Regions from separate parts of the Homo sapiens genome. Here region 1 is linked to region 2. The links are chromatin loops, found by intact Hi-C in ENCODE. Cell type or tissue: sigmoid colon. All regions are shown on one strand. Each heading gives the region's core, and the rest is flanking DNA. Links, peaks and the distances in the headings are about the cores only. Region 1 holds the start of TRU-TCA2-1 (tRNA-SeC (anticodon TCA) 2-1). Region 2 overlaps SHISAL1 (shisa like 1).

Region 1 (5,367 bases), core at 216-5,215, 160 kb before region 2:
GCCCTGGGTCCCTTCCAAATGCCCTTGGGTCCTGTGCCTGGTCCCCAGTGCCCATTTTCAGAGCCCCTGGCCCCTCCCTGCCTTGTGGACTGTGTGACGTGATGCCAGTCCCCTGGGTCCAGGGGCATGGCAGCCGGCGGAGAGGCCTCTGCGGCCCCGATGTCTCCTTGAGTGGCTTGACTCTGCCAGCCCAGCGGTGGCCCAGCTAAATATACCCTGGCTGACGTCAAGCACTCTTCTGCTCCTGGGGTTTTTCTTAAGCTGCATTTATAGTTTGCGTATTGCTTTGTAAAGATGTAAAAATTTCACTTTTTTTTTTTGTTTTGCCCCTTAGCAGACTGTCTTATTGAGTGTAGTCTTAGATGATTATGAAAATCATTTACAGCTGCCGCATTAGGAAGCTGGCGTGTGTGCAGAGGCAGGGCATTTTGGTCAATGTTGGTCTTTAGGTGAAGAAAACTTCCCTCCCTTCCCCCAGTCACGCACATGCTCACACACGCACACATGCGCTCACACAGGCACACACACGCTCACACGTGCTCACACATGCACACACGTGCTCACACGTGTACACACGCTCACACCGCACACACGCACACCCGTGCTCACACGCACACATGCTCACACATGGACACACGCTCACACACGCGCTCACACGTACACACGCTCACAGCACACACACATGTTCACACACAACCTCACACGCACACACGTGCTCACACACGCACACATGTGCTCACGTGCACACAGGTGCTCACACACACACATGCACACACGTGCTCGCACACGCACACATGCTCACACACGCAAACACGTGCCCACAATGCACACACATGCTCACACGCGCACACACACGTACACATACACTTTCCTTCTCTCCTTTCCTCTTTGTTTCTCACCACCTCCACAAGGCCACGGAAGGGGCTACTTGGGCTGGGCTGGGCAGGGGGGTGTGAGCTGCCTCCTGGGGCCCAGCCTGGGAGGAAGGGTCAGCATGCTTCCTCTGGGAGGAGGCTTGGCCAACTTCTCTCCGTAGGTCTCTGGCTTACCTGGGCCTAATCCCTTCTTTCTTTTTCTGGGCTCTCTTTGTCTCTCTCCTAGGCCAGGGCGGTCCCTGAGGAGGCTCCCCTAGGCCACCCACTAGACGGGTGGGAGGAGCTTCCTACCCCACTCTCTCCCTGTCAAGCTGGGCTCCGCAGCTCCCAGGGCTGCTCCTTGGGTTGGGGCCCCAGCCTGGCTGGTAAAAGAGGGTCTCTCTGCTGGGCTTGGTCCTCTGAACATGCTCTGCCTCCAGGAACCTGGAGGATGGAAGTTGGGGGGCCCTGGGCCCCTTCCAAATGCCCTCCTCCCTGTCTTTTCTGCCCTGGCAGTGATGCCCCACAGCTCTGTGTCTACCTGGAGACCTCAGCCCTCTGCTTGGGGTCCAAGTCTCTGTTCCATATGCCCCTATGGAACTCCCCCCTCCATGGCAGCAGGAGCAAAGGCTCTGAGGCAAGTGTGCACCAGTGTCAGCAGGAGCAGCTGGGAGGCCGGTTGGTGGAGTGAAGTCAGGGAGGGTGCATGTAGGAGGATAACGCTGAGTCTGAGTGTCCCATGGCACGTGGGAGAGAGGATGGATTTTATCTGAGTGTCCCATGGCTCGCAGGAGAGAAGATAGATTTTATTCTAAGCATGATAAGAAGCAGTTGGAGGGTTTTAGTTGTGGTGGGAGTGGAGGGGGGAAACAAATGATCCTGTTTGCACTTGGAAGGGCTCACTCTGCCTGCTGGGGAGAAGGGCTCAGGGGCCAGGAGTGGAGTAGGAGGCTGCAGCTGCTCCCAGGCGAGGGGCAGTGAGGCGTGAGCAGGACATGGCCACCGTCGCGGGGGAAGTGGTTGGATTCACAGGTGACATTTGCCAGTAGACAAGGAGTGTGGGAACAGGGAGAATTCAGGACGCCTCAAGTCCTAGGACGTGGCAGGTGCAGATGCCAGATGCCATCTATGTGTTTCATATGAGAAGGTAAAAAGCAGGTGGAAGGGACCCTCTGCAGCCTCTAGTCCACGCTGTTCTGGTTGTTCCCAAGCGCTCTTGCTCGCCTTGGTTTGGCCGGGACTGATCATCAGGGTCAGCCCTTTCATTCTGGTAGGAATTGGAAGGATTCTAGGCAGGTGTGGGAGTTGAGGCTGAACCTCCTGAGGGATCAGAAGCTGGCAGGGCCCTGGATTAGGGCAGCACCACGGGTTTCCATAAACGCTCCTTCGTGTCTCTCTTTGCATGTCCTCAGAGCGGGATGCCTTCGACACGCTGTTCGACCACGCCCCGGATAAGCTCAGCGTGGTGAAGAAGGTGAGCTATTGGTGGGATGTTGGATGTGCTCTCCCCTGGCTCGCGGCTTTTTGACAGCACAAACGCCCCGCTGGGAAGAAGGTGGGAAAATGTTTGGAATCTCAGAAATGTTTGCCACATGGATTGAAATGTAATTACAGTCAAAAACCTAACCACAGTGCATAAAATCAGCGCCTTTTAACTCAACCTCGCTGCTCCCTGGGTGTCTTCCTGCCCGCCCGCTCCGCTTCTGTTAAGTGAATTACCCAGCCCCCATTTCTTTCTGACTCGAGACCTTTTTTCAATGTGGAAATGTTTTTAAGCATGTCAGCCTGCTGCTCTCGCTGGCCTCATTTACCATCTACAGCCTGCCCAGTAAACACGCAGGCCTGTGCGGCTGAGCTGTGCCATACATGGATTTGGCCCGTTTCCCTCCAGACAGAGAATGGGCCCTCACTAGCCCAGGCAGCCTGCTGGTCAATCTGTGGATGGAAAAATCTCCGAGGCTCTGGAGTTGGGGGCTGGGTGTGATCAGCTTCTGGGGGATCTGCCAGGGAGGCTTGTTCCCGTCAAAAGGAACTGGAGCCCACTGGCTGCTCATTAACTTATCCGAGTGCCTGCAGGCATCCCATTCAGGAGGCTGCTGCATCCCTCCTTCCCATAACATCGGAGGAGCGCTCATTTCAACCCATGGTGCAGGCAAGAGAGTTCTCCTTTGTCTAGGACAGCTTACCCAAACAGCTTTCTTAGTGCAAGACTTGTCAGAACCTTTAATAGGCTGACCTATACTGTACTTCTCCAAGAGGGAGCTTGGTAGGAAGCATTTTTCAAACTTGTTTGTTTATAGTGGGATTTATTTATCTATCAATTTTGGGGTAAGACGCATTGTATTTTAGTGGAACCCACTTTTGGAAAATGTTGGCCTGGGTTTGGACGATGAGATCATTCATTTTTGGAAGCATTTTGCAAAAGGCTGTTGGAACCGTGCTAATGGTCCTTCTGGGACAAAGCCTTCCTAGCACTCTTGGGTGGTGAGGGATATACTTGGAGCATCAGAGTCCCCCACCTCCACCTCGTCACATGTGGCCCCCAGGGACCCTGACAGAACCGGTTCAGGGAATGAATCAAATCCAGCTTCCCCACTTATCAGCTGTGTGACTTCTGGCGAAGGGCGAGATTATACCCCCCAGCCTCAGTTTCCCCATCTGTCAAGTGGGGACAGAGATGTTACCCACCTCTCAGGGCACTGTGAGGATAAACTGGGATTCTCTCTGTGCATGGGCTTAGCCGGCAGCGTATAGTCACTGGTAGCATTGAGAATGGTGTGGCCTGAGATTGCTTTCATCTCTCGGTAGATACCATGTTAATTCATTCTGCGAAAGACACATTTTCGGCACTGGAGCCACCAGCAAGGAAGAAGACAGAATCCTTTGATTTGCCTGGTAGCTTCCCACTCCAGCCTGTCCCTTCCTCACCTCCACATTGCAAGTTTAGGTGTCTGTAGCTCTCTGTGCCCCAGAATGAAGTCAGGGGCCCCTGCCCACCTCTGCAGGTTTCTCCCTGGGTCGTCCCCTCCTACTCCTTCCCATCCCACCCACATCCAGCCACAGCCTGAAGACCCCAAAGGGTTTGCAGATGTGTCTGGGTGCCCACTCGGCTCACTCTCACCTTGCACTGGCCCACCCTCAGGCCCAGCTCCAATGCTCCCTCTCCATGGTCTTAACGGGGGTCCGCACACCCATTAATGGCTCATGAAATCTCCCTTGCATTGCGTGTTTCCCTGTAGTGCCCTATCTCTTGACTTCTCCGTCCCACCACTACACGCATATGGAGAATTACATCACAGGCCCTTTGGCGGGGGCCAGGGGTGGAGCTCTCTGTGTTTGTGTCCTTAGCACCAAGCAGCATGCCTGGCACATAGTAGCTGCTCAGTAAATTTGAGCAGAATGGGTAAGAAATCATATCATGGGCAGGCTGGGCGCGGTGGCTCACGCCTGTAATCCTAGCACTTTGGAAGGCCGAGGTGGGTGGATCACAAGGTCAGGAGATCGAGACCATCCTGGCTAACATGGCAAAAACCCGTCTCTACTAAAAAATACAAAAAAATTAGGTGGGCATGGTGGTGGGCACCCTTAGTCCCAGCTACTCGGGAGGCTGAGGCAGGAGAATGGCGTGAACCCGGGAGGTGGAGCTTGCAGTGAGCCGAGATTGCGCCACTGCACTCCAGCCTGGGCAACAGAGCGAGACTCCATCTCAAAACAAAACGAAACAAAACAAAACAAAACAAAACAAAACAAAGAAATCATGTCATGGGCAGTGGTGGATGATATTGAGTTTCTATCAAAGTTGGCTTTGGTCACTGAGGAATTACAGGTGACAGGTTTTAAGCTTGTGCCGGAGAGAAGCCAGTGCCCCTTGGTACTTACATAATAGGGCTCAGAGAGATCACCCTGGGTGGATCTCCCCATGTATTGCAAATCGATAGGCAGGCTGGGCGCTGTGGCTCACACCTGTAATTTCAGCACTTTGGGAGGCCAAAGTGGGTGGATCACCTGAGGTCTGGAGTTCGAGACCAGCCTGATCAGCATGGGGAAACTCCATTTCTACTAAAAATACAAAATTAGCCGGGCTTGGTGACGGGTGCTTGTAATCCCAACTACTCGGGAGGCTGAGGCAGGAGAATCGCTTGAACCTGGGAGGTGGAGGTTGCAGTGAGCTGGGATCATGCCATTGCACTCTAGCCGGGGCACCAAAAGCTCGGATGATCCTCAGTGGTCTGGGGTGCAGGCTTCAAACCTGTAGCTGTCTAGTGACAGAGTGGTTCAATTCCACCTTTGTAGGCCCGGCGCAGTGGCTCACGCCTATAATCCCAGCACTTTGGGAGGCCAAGGCGGGTGGATCACGAGGTCAGGAGATCGAGACCATCCTGGCTAACACAGTGAAACCCCATCTCTACTAAAAATACAAAAAAATTAGCTGGGCGTGGTGGCAGGCGCCTGTAGTCCCAGCTACTCGGGAGGCTGAGGCAGGAGAATGATGTGAACCCGGTGAACCCGGGAG
Region 2 (5,367 bases), core at 275-5,274:
GGGTTGGGGTATCAGCAGGGCCACTAGAGACAGGGCTTTGGGCCCTGAGGGGACTAGATTACTTAGACTATGATCAACCTGTCTCCCATAGGAGTTGGAAACGGAGGCTAGGACAGGCCATCTAAGTGCTCTGTGTAACAGCGTCGTCCTCCCAGAGCCCCTGTTGCCTGCGTGTATCTGGTGGGAGCAGTAGAGATGAGAGATGGGAGTTGATTTGCTGAGCATCTACTATGTGCCCGGCTCTGGGCCAGAAGAGGTACTGTACCCCATCCTCTCCCTGGTGGCACCCTGTTATGGTATGTGAATTGTGTTCCCCCCAAATTCACATGTTGAAGTCCTAACTCCCAGGACTCAGAAGGTTGACGCTGTTTGGAAATAGGGTCATCACGGAGGTCATTAGTTAAGATGAGGTCATCAGGGTGAAGTAGGGTGGCTCCCTAATCCAAGAAGACTGGTGTTTTTTATAAAAAGGGACAATTTGGACACAGAAACACCTGTGCAGGGAAAACACTATGGGAAGATGGAGGCAGAGGTTGGGGTGATGCACATATAAGCCAAGGAATGCCAAAGATTGCCAGCGAACCCCCAGGAACAGATTCACCCCTACAGCCTCATAAGGACCCAACCCTGCTGACACCCTGACTTGGACTTCCAGCCTCCAGGCTGAGACAGTAAATTCCTCTTGTTGAAACCTCTTGGTTTGAGGAGCTTTGCTAGGCAGCCCGAGCAAACAGGTACAGCCTCTCATGTGGAGCCTGGTCCGTGGAAGGGCTGGGTTGGGTCCACACGAGGAAGCTCACCTGCATACTTGGGGGCAGGGTCTGATGTGAGGATGGTGGGGCCTGGAGAGCCCCGAATCCCACCCGGGTGGGAGACCCTGAGGACCTCCTGGCCTGGCTGAACCACCCTCCCATCCCCCAGCCCCACCTCCACCATCTGCAGAGCAGACTCCCTGCCCGCTCCATCCTGTCCACGCCAGGTGAGGCCCTCCGCCCCCCAGGAGGACGGTTTCAGAGTTGAACATGCAGTGCAGGGATCTGCTGCCAGACCACACGTTTCTGAAAGAAGAGATGGTGGAAGATGATGGGCAGTCCAAAGAAACAAGCCCCTCTGCATGCCCAGACTGTCCTGGCACCTGCTCTGGGCCCTGGGAGCCACCCAGCAGCTGCCTTGCCCTCCAGAGCTCACAGCCTGGTCAGGGAGAGCAGAGGGGACACCAACCTGGGTCCCAGGGCAGCTCTGAATGCTGCTTTACTGGGGGCAGAGTTAGGGCTCTGGGCAGGCAGAAAGGAAAGCCACTCGGGCCACCCAGAGGTTGGAGACTTCGGAGCGAGATGGGGCAAAACTCAAGGCCAAACGCACAGTGCTCATGGCCTGGCCCTGGCCTAGGCCCTGCTTCTGCAGCCTTGGTCTCCTCCCCTGTAGCATGGGCATCGTGGCGGGAGCTGGGACGTCAGGTGCTGACCTTGTGAAGTCTGGTTTGCCAGAACAAGGGAAGGGACTATCAGGATTGTAAAATGCCACTGAAACGCAGGCCTCTAACACTAAGCTTACTCATCTCTTCCTCTGGGGAGGGGCTGCCCCCATCCACCCGCAGGCCTCTCTGCTCCCACCACTGCCCTGCTCGTCCCTGGGAGCTGTAAGCTGCTTAATTGCTCTGAGCCTGGGCCTCCTCCCAGCCTCCTTCTGGCCCTCCTGGGAGGATAAGCCGAGGTCAAGCATCTGGGAGTGCTCAGGAATGGATTTCTCCGGGGGAGTCCTATGGATCAGCCCTGGAAAATGCGCTGTGGGAGTGGAGAGTGACGGGACCCCTGAGATGCCTCCCCCGTGCTCCATTCTACAGATGGGGAAGCTGAGGCCCAATAAGAGTTGAAACAGGTCCCCAGACTCCAGCTCCTCTGGCCCCCGTAGGGTGGGGCTGCCCCACTTCTGTGGCTGGGGCTCAGGTCCAAGAGCTGGTAGGTTTGTTGAGTGAATGAGGAGGATCTACCTTAGCCACAGGCCTGGCCCCTGCTCCTGGTGCTCCAACTCCCTACAAAGCCCTGAGTGTACTGGCTGATGTTGCGGGGCTGATGTTCACCCCTGGGGGGTACTCTTCCTTCACCCCTAGGAGTCCAAATCCTGCATCACTTTAGAAGCTGCTTCAGTACTACCTCCTCCAGGAAGCCTGCCATGATTTTATCAGCTGGAAAAAGTTTGCCCCTCCACTGAGGCCTATAGTATTCCATCTCTTCTTTCATTCATGTGTTAATTCATTTATCCATTCACTTATTCTCTCAACACCCACTTGCTGACCTGCACTCGGGGCCAGGCCCTGGGCTGGGCTCTAGGAACACAGAAGAGGTGAGTCCCTGCCCTCAGGGAGCACAGGCAAGGGTGCCCAGCAGCCTCCCGTTATGCGATTCTTCCCAGGACCTCTTCTACTAGGCCATGAGGGTCCTGGCCAGGGCTGGCCCTCAGCCCCCGATCTGCCTTCGCAGACCCAGGGTCCAGAGCTGGAGAGGCCTTTATGCCTCTGGGGGACAGTTCCAGAGATGAACGCACACTGCAGAGATTTGTTGTGAGACAACGTGGTTCTAGGAAAGGACAGTGTGCAGCCTGAAGGCGGGGGCTGGGGCTTAGGAGTTCCAGGGACTGGGTGGGAATCCCAGCCCTGCGGGACACCAGCCTTGGGCCCTCAGGCACACCCCGTGGTCATGTGGATTTGCACACTGCAGGTGTCCCTGCCACAGCACGCTGTGGTTGCGCTGGTCCCACGTCCAGCCTGGGCTTTCCTTGGGGGTCTGTTTGGCATCCATGGCCTGGCTGTGCCCCCAACCCCCCGAGTCTGGCCTGAGATAGGTCACCGTGCGATCAAAGCCGCAGCCCTGTATGCTGGACAAAAGCCCCAGGGGCGTGTGGGGAACTCTGGATGAAGGGGTCTGGGGGATTCTGCATGAGGAGGTAGGGGCTGCCCTTACTCCCCACGCCCCCAAGGCAGCTCAGGGCCAGAGCTGAAAGCTGAATCCTCAGTAGAAAGAATAACCCGCCGTGCGTCACGAGAAGTTACCTAAGTAAAAATTCCATTTCTAATGATCTGAGACAGCAAAGCTTAGAAGCCAACCTCCCCATTCCAAGCTAGGTCAGAAAGCTACTTTGGAAACCTCCCCAGGCCTTGGGGACCAGCCAGCTGCTGTGATCCCAGTCAGGCTTCCATGAGGCGGCCAGCCTCAGGGCCATGAGTTCAATAGCACTGATGTTCACAAGGCCAAAGTCATCACCTTGGGTCCCTCCGTGGGATGTGCAGAGGGGGAACTGAGCTCAAGGAGCTCTGACGACGATGGCGTGTGTGGAGGGGACCTGGGCTCAGGGAGCTGTGATGACGATGGCATGTGTGGAGGGTACCTGGGCTCGGGGAGCTGTGATGACGATGGCGTGTGCGGAGGGGAACTGAGCTCGGGGAGCTGTGATGACGATGGCGTGTGCAGAGGGGACCTGGGCTCAGGGGGCTGTGATGATGATGGTGTGTGTGGAGGAGACCTGGGCTCAGGGAGCTGTGATGACGATGGCATGTGTAGAGGGTACCTGGGCTCGGGGAGCTCTGATGACGATGGCATGTGTGGAGGGGAACTGAGCTCGGGGAGCTGTGATGACGATGGCATGTGTGGAGGGGAACTGGGCTCAAGGAGCTGTGATGACGATGGCGTGTGTGGAGGGGACCTGGGCTCGGGGAGCTGTGATGACGATGGTGTGTGTGGAAGGGACCTGGGCTCAGGGAGCTCTGATGACGATGGCGTGTGGAGGGGACCTGGGCTCGGGGAGCTGTGATGACGATGGCGTGTGCGGAGGGGACCTGGGCTCGGGGAATTGTGATGACGACGGCGTGTGTGGAGGGGACCTGGGCTCGGGGAGCTGTGATGACGATGGCGTGTGCAGAGGGGACCTGGGCTCGGGGAGGTGTGATGATGATGGCGTGTGTGGAAGGGACCTGTGCTCGGGGAGCTCTGATGACGATGGCGTGTGTGGAGGGGACCTGGGCTTAGGAAGCTGTGATGACGATGGCGTGTGTGGAGGGGACCTGGGATCTGGGAGCTCTGATAATGATGGCGTGTTACACCACTGGACAACATCCCCTGAGGGGCCCCACAAATGAGGTCTGTGGGACACCACTCCGGCAGCCCAAGAACAGGCCTGGAAGGGCGTCCGCCGTCCTCCATCCTCCTGTGGGCCTTGTGCTGCCTGCCACCTGGGGCTGCTGACCGAGGCTGGCTCACTCTGCCACCTGGGGCTGCTGACCCAGGCTGGCTCACACTCGCAGAGTTCTTGGTGCACCAGGCTGAACCCTGGTATTCACTGCACTGTCTCAGGTGACCCCCATGTCAGCCTAAGGAGGTGGATCACCAAGCTCCCATCTCAGAAGGGGGAAGCTGAGACTCAGAGAGGTGAAGTGACTTGCCCAAGGTCACACAGCCACTCAGCAGCAAAGCTCACTCTACCTCCTGGCACTGAAAAAGCTTCTGAGGCCTCCTGAGGACCCCCAGAAAGCACATTTACCAGAGACAGATTAAATTTATCCTCCCGGGTTCTATTTCTCTGAAAATTGGTAAACTTCCTAAGATGGTAGTCCGTGGCCAACAACAAAACTCAAACAACTGGAAGAACATTCTGGCTGAGTGGGACGTTCCTGAACGCTCGTTGTTTGACCATGGCCAGAATCACGAGTCAGGCATGCATCTCTGCGGGCCACCCCTCCGGTCAGCCTGGGACTGCTGCTCCGAGATTTGAAGGTTATTTTTAAACACCGAACTTGGCGAGGCTGGGGAAGGAGAGGAAGGAGGGCACGTGAAGAGAAACAGAGCTGGGAAGATGAATTAAACCCCACCAGGAACAGCAACGGATCTGTTTTTGTGTCAGCCAGGTTCGGCAGGGCAGGATGCAGGATGGCCTGCGGGGAGGGGCTGAGGCCTCAGGCTCCCACAGGCCTGGATGCTGGCCTGATGCCTGGAGACCCCCTACAGCACTGGGGGCTTCCAGCCAGCCCCTCCTCAGCCCACCACGCCCCACTTCTGGGCACGACCAAGCGCGACACCTCCAGTCCACTGCAGGACTGGGTCTAGGGCAGCAGGGCTTGGGGGTCGAGCCCTCTGCCTGGGACCAAGTCCTGGCTCCACCTTCTGTAACCACATCCCATGTGACCTGGGGTGACACCTGAGCCTCAGTGTCCTCAGCCCTAGAATGGGGACCAACATCGGCATCTAATTCACCAACTAAAGGAAGTGAGGCATGGAAGCCTTGGACAGGCCTGGCCACGTGCTTCTTGCTGCTGCTGTCTCTGACTCTGCCTCTTCCATCAACCCAAGCCCTAGGCGGCCCCCAGAGCCAGCTTTC

Evidence for each region. A loop is a pair of places that touch in the nucleus more often than their neighbours do. Peaks named below come from ENCODE experiments on the same cell type or tissue, not always from the same donor. Only the 100,000 strongest peaks of a DNase experiment are listed, where the experiment ranks them.
Region 1: a loop joins it to region 2, with 2.6 times the contacts of the local background. A loop is called at or near these places in 1 of 110 quality-filtered maps.

Annotation. Positions count from the first base shown.
Region 1 is chr22:44,145,595-44,150,961 of GRCh38, forward strand. PARVB (parvin beta) reads left to right here. Exons shown (of 13, transcript NM_013327.5): 9 at 2,267-2,328. It overlaps TRU-TCA2-1 (tRNA-SeC (anticodon TCA) 2-1), which reads left to right and starts at 5,063; the gene lies at 5,063-5,146. RefSeq lists enhancers at 1-476, 477-1,106, 2,365-2,994. In sigmoid colon, for the core only: a CTCF peak has its summit at 2,785; a DNase peak (open chromatin) is centred at 2,717.
Region 2 is chr22:44,302,953-44,308,319 of GRCh38, forward strand. The region is part of intron 1 of SHISAL1 (shisa like 1); the gene reads right to left. Among named protein-coding and RNA genes, the nearest start is that of SHISAL1, 7.3 kb to the right of the region's middle. In sigmoid colon, for the core only: no CTCF peak of the experiment used is centred there; DNase peaks (open chromatin) are centred at 3,159 and 4,739.